Linked DNA regions of Homo sapiens: region 2 is linked to region 1. Evidence: chromatin loops called from intact Hi-C (ENCODE). Cell type or tissue: A673. All regions are shown on one strand.

Region 1 (8,000 bases):
ACAGCCCACCCCAAGGGAAGAATCAGGGGATAAGGGACACAAAGCCCCAGAAGTATGCCAGCGTCTAAAACCCCAAGTCAAAAGGTCAAAACTGCACACTTGATCTCTCAAGTCACCTTCTTGGCCCTCTTCCAAGCGTACTTTCCTTCCTTTCATTCCTGCTGTAAAGCTTTTTAATAAACTTTCACTCCTGCTCTAAAACTTGGCTTGGTCTCCTTTTCTGCTTTATGCCCCTCAGCTGAATTCTTTCTTCTGAGGAGGCAAGAATTGAGGTTGCTGCAGACCATTATGGATTCGCTGCCATTAACCTGTTTATCTGTTTATTTTCCAAACTTCTATGAGTGCTTAAAGGGAGCAATGTCATGGCTTTTGTGCCATGCTTGGACAGGAAGGTCTTTGCAATACCCTTCCCTCCTGTTCTAGGAGAAGCCTCAAAACTCTTTTCCTTTGGCTGCTTCTGTCTCCCCCTCCTCCACCCTAGCTTCAATGTCCTCTAATTACATGACACGCCAACAAAGTTCTCTTGGCCTGGAAAATGCTGTTCACCCTTCTCCCAAAGCTCCCCAAGGCAAAGAACACAAGACCTGGTTAACTTTTTGGTAGCAATTTGCAGAAACATTTAGAGCAATAAAAATGGAGCCAAAATTAGTATCTTCACAAGTCACCCTGCTTTGTTTTGATGGAGTGTAGGGAAGCCACTACACTCTCCAAGCCAGATTGCTATCGTGGAACAGCTGGAATTCTGTCACAGATGGGGCAAGAAGAACTCAGCTGGCATTTCCTCTGAGTTCAGGTTCCTGTGGGGAACAAACACAGCTCTACAGATGATGGCTGCTGGCTTCGATTCCTTTCCGTGCCCAAGACTCTCAAGCAGCTTTTTTCGACCCGGGAGTTAAGTCAGTACAGCCAGATTTAGCTTTCTCCGCAGGTTTCATAACAGATAGAACAAAACCGGGATATCTCCCTGCCCACCCACAGGGGATGGGAAGAACTCTGTGACAGGTGTTCCACAGCCATTCGCCTCCTGTTGACACCTCCTCACCCTGTGGCTGGAGGTGGAAAGGGAAACAAAAAACGTGAATTCCAGGGTGCAGGGCAGCCACTTTCTGAGAAATGATTAGGACCCCAGAGAGGAGGAGTGCTCAGACTCTGAGCATCTCATTAAAAAGGATCAGTCTGCTACTGTGGTGCTGGAGCTGGGGTGATGCGGGTGGCTGACGGCTCACTGCGGGCAGTGAGGGGCGGGTGACCATACTCAGACTCTGCATGTCCTTCATATGCAAAATGCCTTCATTTAAGTGGCTCCCAGAAATCCAGCCTTTTGCAGGAAGGCTTCTAAAGCCTTTTAGGAAAAAAACAAACAAAAGAACTAGTATCCCTCCTGCTAGATTTAGATTTTCCCGCCTATCAGTCTTCATCCCTGCCTCTATGACAGACAGGCACACACACCACACACAGTCATGAGCACATGGGTGTGTGCACACACAAACACATACACATCCCAGGGGAATGGTTCATTTTGTTTGGAAGTTTGTTCCTTTGTCCCCATCTGGAGGTACCAGGATGCCTGTCCCCTTTCTCCTCACTCTCGGATTTGCCACTCGCAAACCAAGGTATCAGGTAGTTCTTTGGGGTTACAGTGTCAGTTTTCCTCTTCAGTATATTCGTGGAGCTTTGCTTGAGGGTGGGACAAAGGTGTGCAGAATGAAACAATGAGTAAGATATGAGTGAATGTCCTCAGCCTCGCAGGTGGATTTAGACAACCAGTGGGAAAGTCTAGAGGAGGGCACGATTAAAGTTCATAGCGAGCTGTGATGATTTCACAGAGATTATCATTTGAAGGGGGCCTTGAGAGAGGAGAAGTTCAGCAGGGGAGGAGTAGTGATTGGGCATTCTGGACAAAGGAAACAGGATGGTCAAAGATCTCTATTACCTGACCCTGTTTTATTCTCTTCCAACATTTAGCACCATCTGAAATTGTACTTTTATCTAGCCTCTAATTCTTTCTTTTCTGTCTACACTATGCACTCTAACTCTATGAGTGCAGGAAATATGTGTGCCTCATTCATTGCTGTGTCCTAAGTGCCTAAAATAATTTCTAGCACATCGTGGGTGCTCAGTACATATTCACAGAATGGATAAATCAATGCTCAGACCAAGGAAAAGGGAGAGAAGGAGACTCTTTTTCTTTTCTAATGTATGTGGTTTCATTTCATCCTTACAATACCACTCAAGAAAGACATAATCATCTCTACCTTACAAATAAGGAAACTGAGGTAAGCAAAGGTAACTTACTGGGAGTAAAAGGTAAAGCTGAGATTAAAAGCCTAGTTTATCAGTTTGTAAAGTGTAGATTATGCCATGAAGACTAATGAAGGTCTGAACTAAGCAAAGCTGTGGGAAGGAAGTTAGAGAGGTGAGCTCACGTTTGAGGCAGTGGGTTGATAAAACTGACAAGACTCGGACACAGATGGAAAGGGAGAAATTCCCTTGCAGACTCATCTCCATCTGAGTGGCTGGTCCTGACCTCCCTCTCCACTGGATTCAATCACATGGGGATTCAGAAAAAAACATGTGGCATTGGCCACTAGCCAGTTGTTTAACTTTGGGAGACCTGCCCAATTTCTCTAAGCATGTTTTTCCCCTGCTATATGGTGATAAGCAATCAGCTGGCTTTTAAGGGTTGTTGTGAGATGACTGATGTACATCAAGCACCCACAACAGTGCCTGGCCCACAGTAGGTGTTCCATAAATATTAATTCACCTATCTTTCCCCATGATTTCCTGATGTCTTTTGGCATGGGAAGTACTGTTCCCAAGAGGAGGACCAAAGGGCAAGTGTGAGGACATCCACCCTGGCCTAGGTACGGGAGTGGATAGTCTCAAGAAGGAAGGAAGTGACAACCTAGGCCTGGGGGCAGTGGATGGAAAAGAAGTTAGGGAAGTACCCAGTAGAGAAAATCTCCCCGTCTCTGAGAAAAACTCTAACCCCTCTGGAAAAAGGTTAGACAAGAAACCACAATTCTAAAGGGATTATGGTCAATCTCTTCTCTGCAGAAAGGTGTAGCCAGAGTGTGGTGATGGGGAGCCAGGGGGCTGTTGGGCTTGGGCCTCATATATGTAAATTTGGTTGTGAATTGGGTTATGAATAACCAAATGAAGCTACTCACAGTTATTATCATTTAGAGTTTGTTAAGTTAGTTTTTAAGAAATTAGTTGTGAGTTTAAATATGCCATAGAACCTATTGGAGATTTTCCATTTCTTAAAAGGTAATGTTCACTATTCCATAAAATTATTTCCTGAAATAAATACACGATTATGAAATCATTTTAATGTGTTAACTTATAAACAAATTCTATCACAGTTGTTTGTAACTCTTTGAATTTCTTAATTTCCTATGTATTTAAATTGTTAAATAAAATAAAATAAAAAAAAGAGGCCTAGGTCTCTGTCTTCTCCAGCTCTGAGAGCTGCCAGGCACAAGCCCCACAGCCCAAGGCCGGCACCCGAGGGGAGGTGCAGATCTCCTTACTGTACTTGTTTACAGCGCCACCTGGTGTTCCTAACGCATAAGCGCCCTCACCCCTAAGAGTTGGAATTTGCTAAGTAAAAAAGATCCCTACAGCTGTTTTTCTGAACCATTCTCTCTCAAAATCTCTTTTCTTTCCTTTGAAGAGTATGAGGCATATAAGTAAGAATAATACAAAATAACAGTTAATTTTCTAAAATTTTACTAATCTTTGTAACGTGGAAAAGAAGGTCTGGTCTTGTTCTAAGTGCCCTGCATGGATTAAGTAACTTAGTTATTGTAACTCTGAAGACAGGTATTATGATGACCATCCCCATTTTACAGATAGCAACTGAGGTACAGAGAGTTTAAGGAATTTGCCAAAAGTTACGCAGCTAGAAAATATTAAAGCAAAGATTTGAACCTAGGCAGCTTGGCTTCAGTACTCACGCATTCTTATGCTGCTTCTCTGTGCATGCGTGTGTTTCAAGAAAAAAAAATTAATTTTTATTTGTACTGACACTAAGAATTTAATCTCTCTGGGCAAACCTCAATGGACCAAGGATAAACGGGGCAGCAAAGGAGTGAAAAATATGCCTTAAATGATCCTGACATATGAGACGTTATGCTTTTCAGGTTGCTTGAATTCTCCTTCAGAATGTCACTTGGTGGTGGCCGCGCGCGGTGGCTCACGCCTGTAAGTAATCGCAGCACTTTGGGAGGCCGAGGCGGGAGGATCACGAGGTCAGGAGATTGAGACCATCCTGGCTAACACGGTGAAACCCCGTCTCTACTAAAAATACAAAAAAAAAAAAATTAGCCGGGCGTGGTGGCGGGCGCCTGTAGTCCCAGCTACTCGGGAGGCCAAGGCAGGAGAATGGCCTGAACCTGGGAGGCAGAGCTTGCAGTGAGCCGAGATCGCACCACTGCACTCCAACCTGGGCGACAGAGACTTGGCATCCAGAAGGATGGCACACAAACAACTCAATTAATGTTTATAACAACCCTCCCCAAGAAAATATTATCATCTCCCTTAGTCCTTTTTTTTTTTTTTTTTTTTTTTGAGACACAGTCTTCCTCTGTTGCTCAGGCTGGAGTGCAGTGGCATGGTCTTCTTGGCTCACTGCAACCTCTGCCTCCCGGGTTCAAAAGATTCTTGTGCTTCAACCAACCAAGAAGCTGGAATTACAGGCGCCCACCACCACACCCAGCTAATTTCAGTATTTTTAGTAGAGATGGGGTTTTGCCATGTTGGCCAGGCTGGTCTTGAACTCCTGACCTCAAGGAATCCACCCACCTCAGCCTCCAAAGTCCTGGGTGAGAGGTGAGAGCGTGCTGGCAGCCCTCGCAGCCCTTACTCACTCTGGGCGCCTCCTCGGCCTTGGCGCCCACTCTGGCCGCGCTTGAGGAGCCCTTCAGCCCACCGCTGCACTGTGGGAGCTCCTTTCTGGGCTGGCTGAGGCCGGAGCTGGCTCGCTCAGCTTGCCGGGAGGTGTGGAGGGAGCGGCGCGGGCGGGAACCGGGGCTGCGTGCCGCACTTGCGGGCCAGCGCGAGTTCCGGGTGGGCGTGGGCTCAGCTGGCCCCGCACTTGCAGCGGCCGGCTGGCGCCGCCGCCCCGGGCAGTGAGGGGCTTAGCACCCAGGCCAGGAGCTGCGGAGGGTGCCCTGGGTCCCCCAGCAGTGCCGGCCCGCTGGCGCTGCGCTCAAATTCTTGGGCCTCAGCTGCCTCCTCGCGGGGCAGGACTCGGAACTTACAGCTGGCCATGCCTGAGCCGCCTCCCCCACCCCCGCCGTGGGCTCCTGCGCTGCCCAAGCCTCCCCGAGGAGCTCCGGCCCCTGCTCCAGGGCGCCTGGTCCCATCTACTGCCCAAGGGCTGAGGAGTGCAGGCACACGCTGCAGGACTGGCAGGCAGCTCCACCTGCGGCCCCGCTGCGGTATCCACTAGGTGAAGCCAGCTGGGCTCCTGAGTCTAGTGGGGAACTTGGAGAACCTTTATGTCTAGCTAAGGGATTGTAAATACACCAATCAGCACTCTGTATCTAGCTCAAGGTTTGTGAACACACCAATCAGCACCCTGTGTCTACCTCAGGGTTTGTGGATGCACTAATGGGCACTCTGTATCTAGCTAATCTGATGGGGACTTGGAGACTCTTTATGTCTAGCTAAGGGATTGTGAATACACCAATCAGCACTCCGTATCTAGCTAATCTAGTGGGGACTTGGAGAACTTCTGTGTCTAGCTTAGGGATTGTAAACGCACCAATCAACACCCTGTCAAAACGGACCAATCAGCTCTTTGTAAAACAGACCAATCGGCTCTCTGTAAAATGGACCAATCAGCAGGATGTGGGTGGGGCCAGATAAGAGAATAAAAGCAGGCTGCTGGAGCCAGCAGTGGCATCTCCTCGTACTCTGTCCTGGTGTGGAATCTTTGTTCTTCACTTCTTTGGGTGCATGCTGCTTTTGTGAGCTGTAACACCGCGAAGGTCTGCAGCTTCACTCTTGAAGCCAGTGAGACCAGGAACCCACCAGAAGGAAGAAAGTCCAAACGCATCCGAACTTCAGAAGGAACAGACTCTAGACACGCAGCCTTTAAGACCTGTGACACTCACGGCGAGGGTCCGCGGCTTTATTCTTGAAGTTAGTGAGACCAAGAACCTACCAATTCCGGACACACTGGATTTACAGGTGTGAGCCATCCCTTAGTCCTTTTAAGAGTTCAACAATTAGGATTGCTTCATTAAAAAGGGTAATAATAACTACTATTTATTGAGTGCTTTTATTGTTTTGTTTTTAGAGAAGTAATTATCTAGTAAAAACAGTGTAGGTTTTCAGGATTGTGCTGCCTGTGTGGAAATCGGGAAAAATAAGGATGCTTACCTTAAACGGGTGTGAGGGATTAACTGATGTAATACATGCAAAGAGCTTGGAAGAGTTGCTGGCGCTTAATCAGTACTCCAAAAAATGTTACCTTCAAAACCACCTTTTAATGCAAAAGCATATATATACATACACACACATTGTTGGTTATTATTCATGCAGAAAACAATCTGGGAGGAAACATAAGACATTAATAATGATCACCAAATAGATGTAGTTTGATTTTTGTTTTTCACTATTTCACTTGTATTTGTGGAATGGGCATGGGTTGCTTTTTTAATAAGATTAAAAGAATAACTTTTCAGGAAAAAAAAAAGTTTAAGGAAGTAAGGATGATTGGCCTGGAGAAGCAAGTTTCATAGGAGACATGGTAGATGTATTCCAATAGTTGAGCCTTAAGTGGGGAAAAAAAAAATTTGTACCGTACAGCTTCAGAAACAGGACTGATGGATAAAAGTTTCACAGTGTTTCTAACAATCAGAGATGATTAGAAAAGCCACAATGAGCACCCCATCCTTGAAGGAATTCAAGCAGAAGCTGGAGGCCACCTCTTAGGGATGACCTATAGGTAATTCACGGATCAAGTGGCAGATTAGATCACAAGACCTGTAAGTTTCTATCGAATTGGGGATTCTGACTTATTTCCTATTTGACCTAATTTAGCTTTGACATACACTAGAAGAGATGAGAAACAGGTGGTCATCAGCCTTCAGAGAGCTGAAGTCTGTTCTCTTGCTAATTATTTTTCTGCAACGATCACTGTTTCTATAAATCTTATGAGAAGACACTTGTGTTCCCTCGTTCTATGGATCCAGTGTGGAATGGACACGTCAGAACTGCTAGCAGAGACATGTGAGTGCCCACTCCTCACGCCACCAAATGGCCAGCATCAACCCTGAAGTACAGTCTCAATGTTGGTGCTTGCCAAGAACAGACGAAAGAATAGGCAGTGTCTTTGGAGTTCAGGAGTCTGTGATGCCATTTTTGTCTTCTGTATCAGTCAGGAATGGCTAATAGAGGCCTGGCCTAATGGCTTAAACAAATTAGGTGTTTGTGTGTTCACGTAACAGTAGTGCACAGGAATACCATGCAGGACTGGTATGGCAGCTCTACAACATCCTTGCAGAACCAAGCTCCTTTCTTCACCACTCTCCTACGTACAGAGCTTATAGCCTCAGGAGCTTCAGCCATCACTTCTGCGTTCCAGGCAGGAAAAAGGGAAGAGCAGAAGGTAAAAGTGGTGCTCCTCTGAGTTTTAAAGAACTCCCCTAGAAGTCCTGCTCAGTAGTTAGTGCTTCTGTCTCATGGGCCACATTTTACTGCAAGGGGTGGGGGATGGAAAATGATGCAGTGTTTTTACTAGGTACTTTGTTATCTCATTAAAGTCCAGCGTTCTGGAACTAGGGAAGTAGGTGGATATAGGGCAAACAATAGCAGTCTCTTCCCTTCTCACACAGTCCCTCTATAAGGCTAGTGGGGATTACTCCATACTTCATAAAGATGAGAAAACTGAGAAGTGGTCGTGAGGACTTGTTTAGAGCCACAGAATGTCAGTGGTGATGTTGGTCCCAACACCCAGCTTTGAAAAAATGAGAGAACACAAAGAAACC
Region 2 (8,000 bases), 260 kb before region 1:
AAAACAAAGGCAGTAAAAGATGGAAAAATCTGATGAAACACAAAAAAACAGACCAAAATATGTCCTCAGAACTTATTCCAAAATATATACTTCAACTCACTCATATCCACAATGTTCTTCGGGAAAACAATTTATGTATCAGTGGTTCTGATATTTTAGTGTATGCTACTATCACTTGGGCAATTTGTTTAAAATAGATTCCTAGGCTGCTTTCCAGTGATTCTGATTTAGTGGATCTAGTGTTGAGTCCCCGAAATAGACACTGTTCGTATTCCATAAGATTCTGATGCAAATGATTGGTAGAGCTTACTCAGAAATTCTGTAGGACATAAGAGGGTAGTGGATCTGTTTCAGAACAAACACTTCAGCTACTAATTTTGCATTTTAAATATTGATTTTTAAAGAGTGGCATTTCTAATGTAATATAAAAGTGAAAAATATTTTCCAAAGGTAAACAAGTCTAAGTTCTTATTAAAAGAAGATGAAAGGAAAAATAAATATTGTATATGAGTTGCAAACTTTTGTTTGCATTTACAATATAAGATAGCTGTTTACTAGTGAAGAGCTACATATATACATCTACTTTTTTTTTTTTTTGAGACAGGGTCTCGCTCTGTCACCCAGACTAGAGTACAATGGTGTGACCATGGCTCACTGCAGCCTCAATCTCCCAGCCTCAAGCAATCCTCCCACCTCAGCCTCCCAAGTAGCTGGGACCACAGGCATGTGTCACCATGCCCAACTAATTTTTTAAAACATTTTTTGTAGAGACTGGGTCTCCCTGTGTTGTCCAGGTTGGTCTCGAACTTCTGACCTCAAGCGATCGTCCTGCCTCAGCCTTCCAAAGTGCTGGGATTACAGGCGTGAGCCACCATACCTGGCCTTAAAAATCTACCTTGAAAATAATTAATAGTCATAGATCTAATCATCCTATTTTATTTTACTGAGATGGATTTTCTCTTTTTGCCCAGGCTGGAGTGCAATGGCGCGATATTGGGCACAATCTGCAACCTCCGCCTCCCAGGTTCAAGCAATTCTCCTGCCTCAGCCTCCCGAGTAGCTGGGACTACAGGCGCCCGCCCCCATGCCCAGCTAATTTTTGGTATTTTTAGTAGAGACGAGGTTTCACCATGTTGGCCAGGCTGGTCACGAACTACTGACCTCAGGTGATCCACCCACCTCGACCTCCCAAAGTGCTGGGATTACAGGAGTGAGCCACTGTGCCCTGCCCTGATCATCCAATTTTAAAAATAAAATATTATATACTTGGAAAGAGAGGAGAAACTTAAAGGAGAAATTATTCATTTTAGGTACATTCATCCAAAAGGATAGTTTCATATTAAAGCATGAATTTGAAGACCGCTACCAAAATTCCTGGTTGTAAGTCACAGTGAACACTGTTGTTTGCCTGCTCAACAGCCACTGCCAACCTCTTCATTTCTTGTTGGAAGGGCTCTCCTCCTACTTTGGAGACTAAAAATGCCAGCACTTGCATTTCTAGTCTTTCTGGCAGATGCCATGGGTATATGACCAAATCCTAGCCAATGGAATCTAAGAGGAAGTTTGCTGAGGGCATCTGCTGTAGCCACCACCAACACAGCCATACTTACACTGTCACCTCCCCCGCCAAAGTCCTCAATAGAGGGTCTCCTTAGCAACTCCCTGAGGATCTCCACTTATAGATTGCTCAAGCCACTGCCCTGGGAGTGAGGGTAAGAATGGGAAATATGTCTACCTCATTATCCAATGAAAATAAAGTCTAAGTGGTACTTACGTTCTCCTAGAATCTTTAGTGCTTTTATAATACTCAGCTTTAGTTCAAACTTCTACATGCTGACTTGCAAATGAACTTTTAACTTATAAATGAGTATGGGACCACAATACATTCATTAGGTAGGGACTACCTGTGAAAGCACATTTTACCATTTTTCCTATTTTAAATATCCAAGCCCCTGCCCACTCAACAGCCATAGAACCCCATCCACTAAGGAACATAACATTATCAAAAGCCTCTACTTCTTTCTCTATATGTCACTCACACAATTTAGTAAACTGTTAAATTGATCAGAGCTATGAAATTTTAAGTGAGTTAACATATTTCATGATACATCCTAGGGTACAGAACCATAAAAGATTCAGAGGAAAATGGTGAGAAACATCCAAAAGGACCAAAATTTAAAAAGAAATGGCAAGGATCCACAAAGAGAGAATTCAGCACTTTTTCATAAAATTATTTTGGTCATAATATATTTTCAGCAGCATACCAGTACCGATGATGAAAAGAGTACTTTTAGTTCTCATTTCTGGATCTACTTTACGTTGTATTTTTGTCCTAAAAATCACAATCTTGACATTTTAGGGTTTCTGAAAGATTTTCACATCTAATAAAAAACAAATTACATGGGAATAAAAACATGTTCATACTTTAAACTTGGTTCTATCAACAATCCCAGACAAATTTAACCCCCTTTCAGGTCAAATTTAGTGTTACAAAGATATAATGATAAAGTATAGAATAGCTGAAAGAACAGACTGTGGAGACAGATGAATTTAAATCCTCACTCTGCCTCTTCTTAAGCATGTGACTTTGGGCAATTCAGTTAACCTTTCTATGCATTTTTTTTTTTTTGGCCATAAATTAAGGATAATAGTACCTATCTCAGGGGTAAACGTGTTAATATATATCATGCTTAAAATTGCACCCAGTACACGGAAGCACTTTTCAAGCTGAAGAAAGTAAGTGGATGTTGCCTTTCTGTTTTTTTTTTTCTTGAGACGGAGTCTCACTCTGTCGCCAGGCTGGAGTGCACTGGGGTGATCTCAGCTCACAGTGGCCTCTGACTCCTTGGTTCAAGCAATTCTCCTGTATCAGGCTCCCGCATAGCTGGAATTACAGGCGTGCACCACCACACACAGTGAATTTTTGTATTTTTAGTAGAGATGGGGTTTCACCATGTTGGCCAGGATGATCTCGATCTCCTGACCTCCTGAGCTGCCCTCCTCGGCCTCCCAAAGTGCTGGGATTACAGGCATGGGCCACCGTGCCTGGCTGGACGTTGCCTTTCTTTACCTCTTTCCACTAATGTAATTATTCTTAGACATTATATGTTAAGAAACCATTTTAACTAGAATCAAACCCTGGTTATGACTGGCAGTGTTTTAGTATAGCATGGACTGCCTAGATATAATTTTAAAATCTGAAAACCTCTTATTCTATCATTAATACTAAACTTCTGTGAACTACATCAGTCAGGAATCAGTGAAGGAAAACGAAATCACTTTGGGTATTTTAAGAAAGAGATTTAATTCAGAAAATTAGGTGCTTACAAAATTGTTAGAAGAGCTGGAGTAGCAAGGTTTAGGCTAGTTCTGCAGAAATGACTCCTAGAACACTGAAAAGCTGATCCCCCAAAGGAGCTACTAAGTAGTGGGAAGGCAGGAAGATATGACTTAAAAAACATACTATCTTAGTTTGATCAAGAGATCAGAAAGTCTTCACGGCCATTGCAATTACCTCTTAGTGCACATGAAGCGGTAAACTAGCTACTATACACCATGGAATACCATAGCCCTAAAAAAGAATGAAATCATATCCTTTGCAGCAACACCAATGCAGCTGGAGGCCATTACCCTAAGTGAATTAGCGCAGAAACAGAAAATCAAATCCATATGTTCTCACTTGTAAGTGGGAACTAAATAATGGGTACACATAAAGATGGAAACAACAGACTCCGGGAATTTCAAAAGGGGGGAGGGTGGGATGGGGGTAAGGATTGAGAAACTACTCATTGGGTACTATGCTCACTACTTGGGTGATGGGTTCAATAGAAGCTCAAACTCCAGCATTATGCAGTATATCCTTGTAACAAACATGGACACCTACCCCCTGAATCTAAAAAAAAAAAGAAAAAGAATGTTACTGGAGGAGGAAAAACATCTTTCGTTTGAACTTGCCTGCCTGAAGCAGTAAGAAAATGGCCTCTGCCTTCACTTTAACTTCGCAAATCATGCACAAATGTGTTTAATTGTTGGAACCTGACTAGCATCCAGAATGCTACAGAATCTCAAACATATTTCTCTTGAAGTACAGGAAAAAAAAAAACCACACAAAAAAAACTAGAAAGGGCTGGGAATATTTGTAGTTTGCCAAGCAATCAAATGTAACACAGTGACTTTGGGATAGTCAAAGTCATAAAATTACAGTTTTGTCATCTGTAAAATGGGGATTAAATAATGACACCTACCCATAATAGTGTTGTGTTTAGAATTTAAGGAGATTATACATCGAAACACTTCATATAGTGAAAATCAAGTTTCTTTACCATTTTGAAGCCTTAGCTTAACTGTCTTGTTGCATCTAGCTTTACAGTTGAAAAGTTTGATGCCCTTCTGATCTTTCTAATTTTTATGTCATCAGGGGGTCTTTCCGGATTTTCTTTTACCCCTGGTGTTCTAAAATTTCACAATGATGTGTCTAGGTCTGGATTTTTTCATTTATTGTTCAGATCCTTTATTTGGAGACAAGCTCTTCAGCTTTGGCACATTGCCTTGTATTTTTAATACAACTTCCTCCCCTCTGTTTTCTTTCTTTATGAATCACCTGTTAGTCATATGTTAAATCCTCCTGGATTGTCTAATCTCTAATCCTTTTTTAAATCTTTCCATCTGTTTCTTTTCCACTCTATTTTCCTTTTATATTTCCTGGAGTTATTTATTTATTTTTTTTTTTCATTTCTGTCTTCTAATTAATGGGTTAGCAAACTTTTTCTGTAAAGGGCCAGATAGTAAATTTTTTGGTTTCATGAGCATATGATCTCTGTCATAACTACTCACTCTGCTGTTGTAGCATGAAAGCAGCCATAGACAATATGAAAACAAATAGGCAGTGCTGGGTTCCAGTATACCTTTCTTTACAAAAACAGGTGGAAGGCCATAGTTTGCCAATCCTCGTACTGACCCTTCTACTATTTGCTTTGTTTTGGTGATCATACTTGTAATTTACAAGAGACCCTTTTTTCTATGACTGTTCCTTTTTCTGAGCATTTTTTCTCTTTTAAAAAAATTTGTCTTCTCACATCTTTCTGAAAACACTAATTAAAATTAGTTTTTAGTTTTCTTGTCATCTTTCCATTATGGACCCTTTCTGTTGCATAATTTTATTTTCTGTTTATCCTGGATTTTCTCTTTCCTGGTGGAGGCTTTCCCTTAGTGTCTCCTCAGCCATGATTGCCTGTTTATATTTAAGAATACATTCCCCAAAAAACTCTAAACGTTTAAATGCAACTTGTTCACTGACAGGCATAAACATGATTAGATGGAGATAAGGCAATTTCCCTGGGGACTCTTAAATGTCAGTATGGGGCAATCTTTGCTTGGAATCTTGAGATTTTCCAGAGAAGAAACTTATGCTATTTACTGCCCAAGGGCTAGACACAAGCCTGACACTATTCTTCATGTTGGATGGAAATACAACTATACATCTCACAGGCTTTTAGTGATTATCTTGTTTTTAATCCCCAGATTCATGCTACCCCATGCTGTACCTGGTAGTATTCATGGGTGTGTGATCAGATTAGTTCTCTCCTTCTGTGTGCACTTTATGCTCAGTTATCTCCATTCTTTCTAAAGAGTCAGTTACCAGCCTCCACCCACAATGTCTTCAGAAGGTGGTATGTCTCATCTGCTGATGCCCTCTTTCCAGCTATTTAGACTTCATGGGTATAAATGTGAATGTATATATATATATGTATTTATTGTTGTAAACTATGACACTATCATTTCAGTGGAGATTACAGGAAGAATAAATAATTATATGTGCCTAATCCACTATCTTTAACTGTAAAAATAAACTCTTTCTTGCATTTTCTTTTGGCAGTGCCAGTCCAGGCCAACTTGTTTAACACATACTACGACTTGTCAGATATTTAAGTATTTCACATTCAATAATATTTTTATAAATTAAACACTTGGATTCAGGAACTGTGATAACTGGACACAGTTGAGTATTTAGGAAAGGCTTTGTTATGCAAATCTATTATTTAAGTAAGATGTAAAAGAGAATGTCCCAAGAGAGCAAATTCATGTACTATAAAAGCACAAATTTATTTACAAACTACTGACTGATATGCAAATCATAAGGTGAATATACAGATTATATTAATCTTACAATTCACGGTATGGAATATTGTTTACAGTTATTCACTGACCCTCACTGTTGATCCCAGGCTTGGCCATAAGACTTGCTTTTAAGATCAGAAGTAAGCAAACTACAGGAGGCAAACTGAATGTGGCATGTGGTCTGTTTTTTTGTACAGCCAGCATGCTAAGAAAGGTTTTACATTTTTAAAAAGAATTGTAAAAAAAAAAAATGCGACAGAGACCATATGTGGAACCTAAAAAAAAAAAAATGAACTCTCTGGCACTTTACAGAAAAAGTTTGCCAACCCCTGCTTTAGACAATGAAATGTAAATGGAAGTGGCATGTGTCAATTTTGGGCAAAAGCTTTAAAAGACAAGGATTAGTTTTCTATGCTCTCTGCCATGACAACCAAGAAAGTTTCAGAAAGAACCTGCCCAATCAGTCTGGATCTTACAGTGAAGAAAACATGGAATAGAGCCATAATTGACCCACAATAAACATGTGGCATAAGTAAGAAATAAACCTTTGTTGTGGGCATTTAAAAGTTTCAGGATTTGGGCCGGGCGCGGTGGCTCACGCCTGTAATCCCAGCACTTTGGGAGGCCGAGGCGGGCGGATCACGAGGTCAGGAGATCGAGACCATCCCGGCTAAAACGGTGAAACCCCGTCTCTACTAAAAATACAAAAAAATTAGCCGGGCGTAGTGGCGGGCGCCTGTAGTCCCAGCTACTTGGGAGGCTGAGGCAGGAGAATGGCGTGAACCCGGGAGGCGGAGCTTGCAGTGAGCCGAGATCCCACCACTGCACTCCAGCCTGGGCGACAGAGCGAGACTCCGTCTCAAAAAAAAAAAAAAAAAAAAAAAAGTTTCAGGATTTGTTACTTCAGAATAGCCTGGTTTAAGCTGCTTGATATGTATCAATGTAATATGAGTTACTACGCATGCCTGAAAATAATAAAAGTGCATTTATTTAAAGAATATTTATAATTCAGTCATCTTAATAATTACTCAGAATATATTTCTTTCTTCTTTTTTTTTTTTTTGAAATGGGGTCTCGCTCTGTCGCCCAGGCTAGAGTGCAGTGGTGCGATCTTGGCTCACTGCAAGCTCTGCCTCCTGGGTTCACGCCATTCTCCTGCCTCAGCCTCCCGAGTAGCTGGGACTACAGGCGCCCGCCACCACGCCTGGCTAATTTTTTGTATTTTTAGTAGAGACAGAGTTTCACCATGTTAGCCAGGATGGTCTCAATCTCCTGACCTTGTGATCCGCCCACCTTGGCCTCCCAAAGTGCTGGGATTACAGGTGTGAGCCACCGCGCCTGGCCCTACTCAGAATATATTTCCAAAAAGTTGTATCTCAAAAACATTTGAGGCTTGAATTATATTTAGTTCCTGAAAACAGTTATTACTAGCTACTTCTGTTGTAATAACGGTACTTTTACCTTCTTCTTTTCCAGCTTGGTATGTCCCTTCTGATTTTGAAACTTGAAAAAATACAATGCAAAGATTTTTTACTTGCGGACTAGTATCTAATTAAGATTACCACAAAATTAGAACATTAAATTTATTCATACATGGATAAGATCAAATAAAAATAGCATTTAGCAAGTTCCCACTCTTTGTCAGCTGCTGTTCTAAGGACTCTACATGGACTAACTCCTTTAATCCTCACAAAAAATCTATAAGGTAGCTATTATCGTTACTATCTCTTTTTACAAATGAAGAAAATGAGGCACAGAGAGGCTGAATATTCACCCAAGGACACACAGTTGGGATGAAGTGGGATCCATGATGTGAATCCAGAGACTGCAGATGCTCCCAACTTTATACCAACCCTCAAATGCAAACATAAACTTGGTCTTGA

What was found. Hi-C counts contacts between places; a loop is a spot of excess contacts. Peaks named below come from ENCODE experiments on the same cell type or tissue, not always from the same donor. Only the 100,000 strongest peaks of a DNase experiment are listed, where the experiment ranks them.
Region 2: it touches region 1 in a loop (2.7-fold over the local background); 4 of 110 quality-filtered maps call a loop at or near these places.

Annotation. Positions count from the first base shown.
Region 1 is chr1:209,856,043-209,864,042 of GRCh38, reverse strand. UTP25 (UTP25 small subunit processome component) reads right to left here. Exons shown (of 12, transcript NM_014388.7): 12 at 6,478-8,000. Among named protein-coding and RNA genes, the nearest start is that of UTP25, 32 kb to the right of the region's middle. In A673, a CTCF peak has its summit at 3,550 (motif pointing left); a DNase peak (open chromatin) is centred at 3,522.
Region 2 is chr1:210,120,974-210,128,973 of GRCh38, reverse strand. All of the region lies in intron 6 of SYT14 (synaptotagmin 14), which reads right to left. Among named protein-coding and RNA genes, the nearest start is that of SERTAD4, 110 kb to the left of the region's middle. In A673, no CTCF peak of the experiment used is centred here; DNase peaks (open chromatin) are centred at 3,653, 4,063, 4,503 and 5,363; H3K27ac peaks cover 2,343 bases.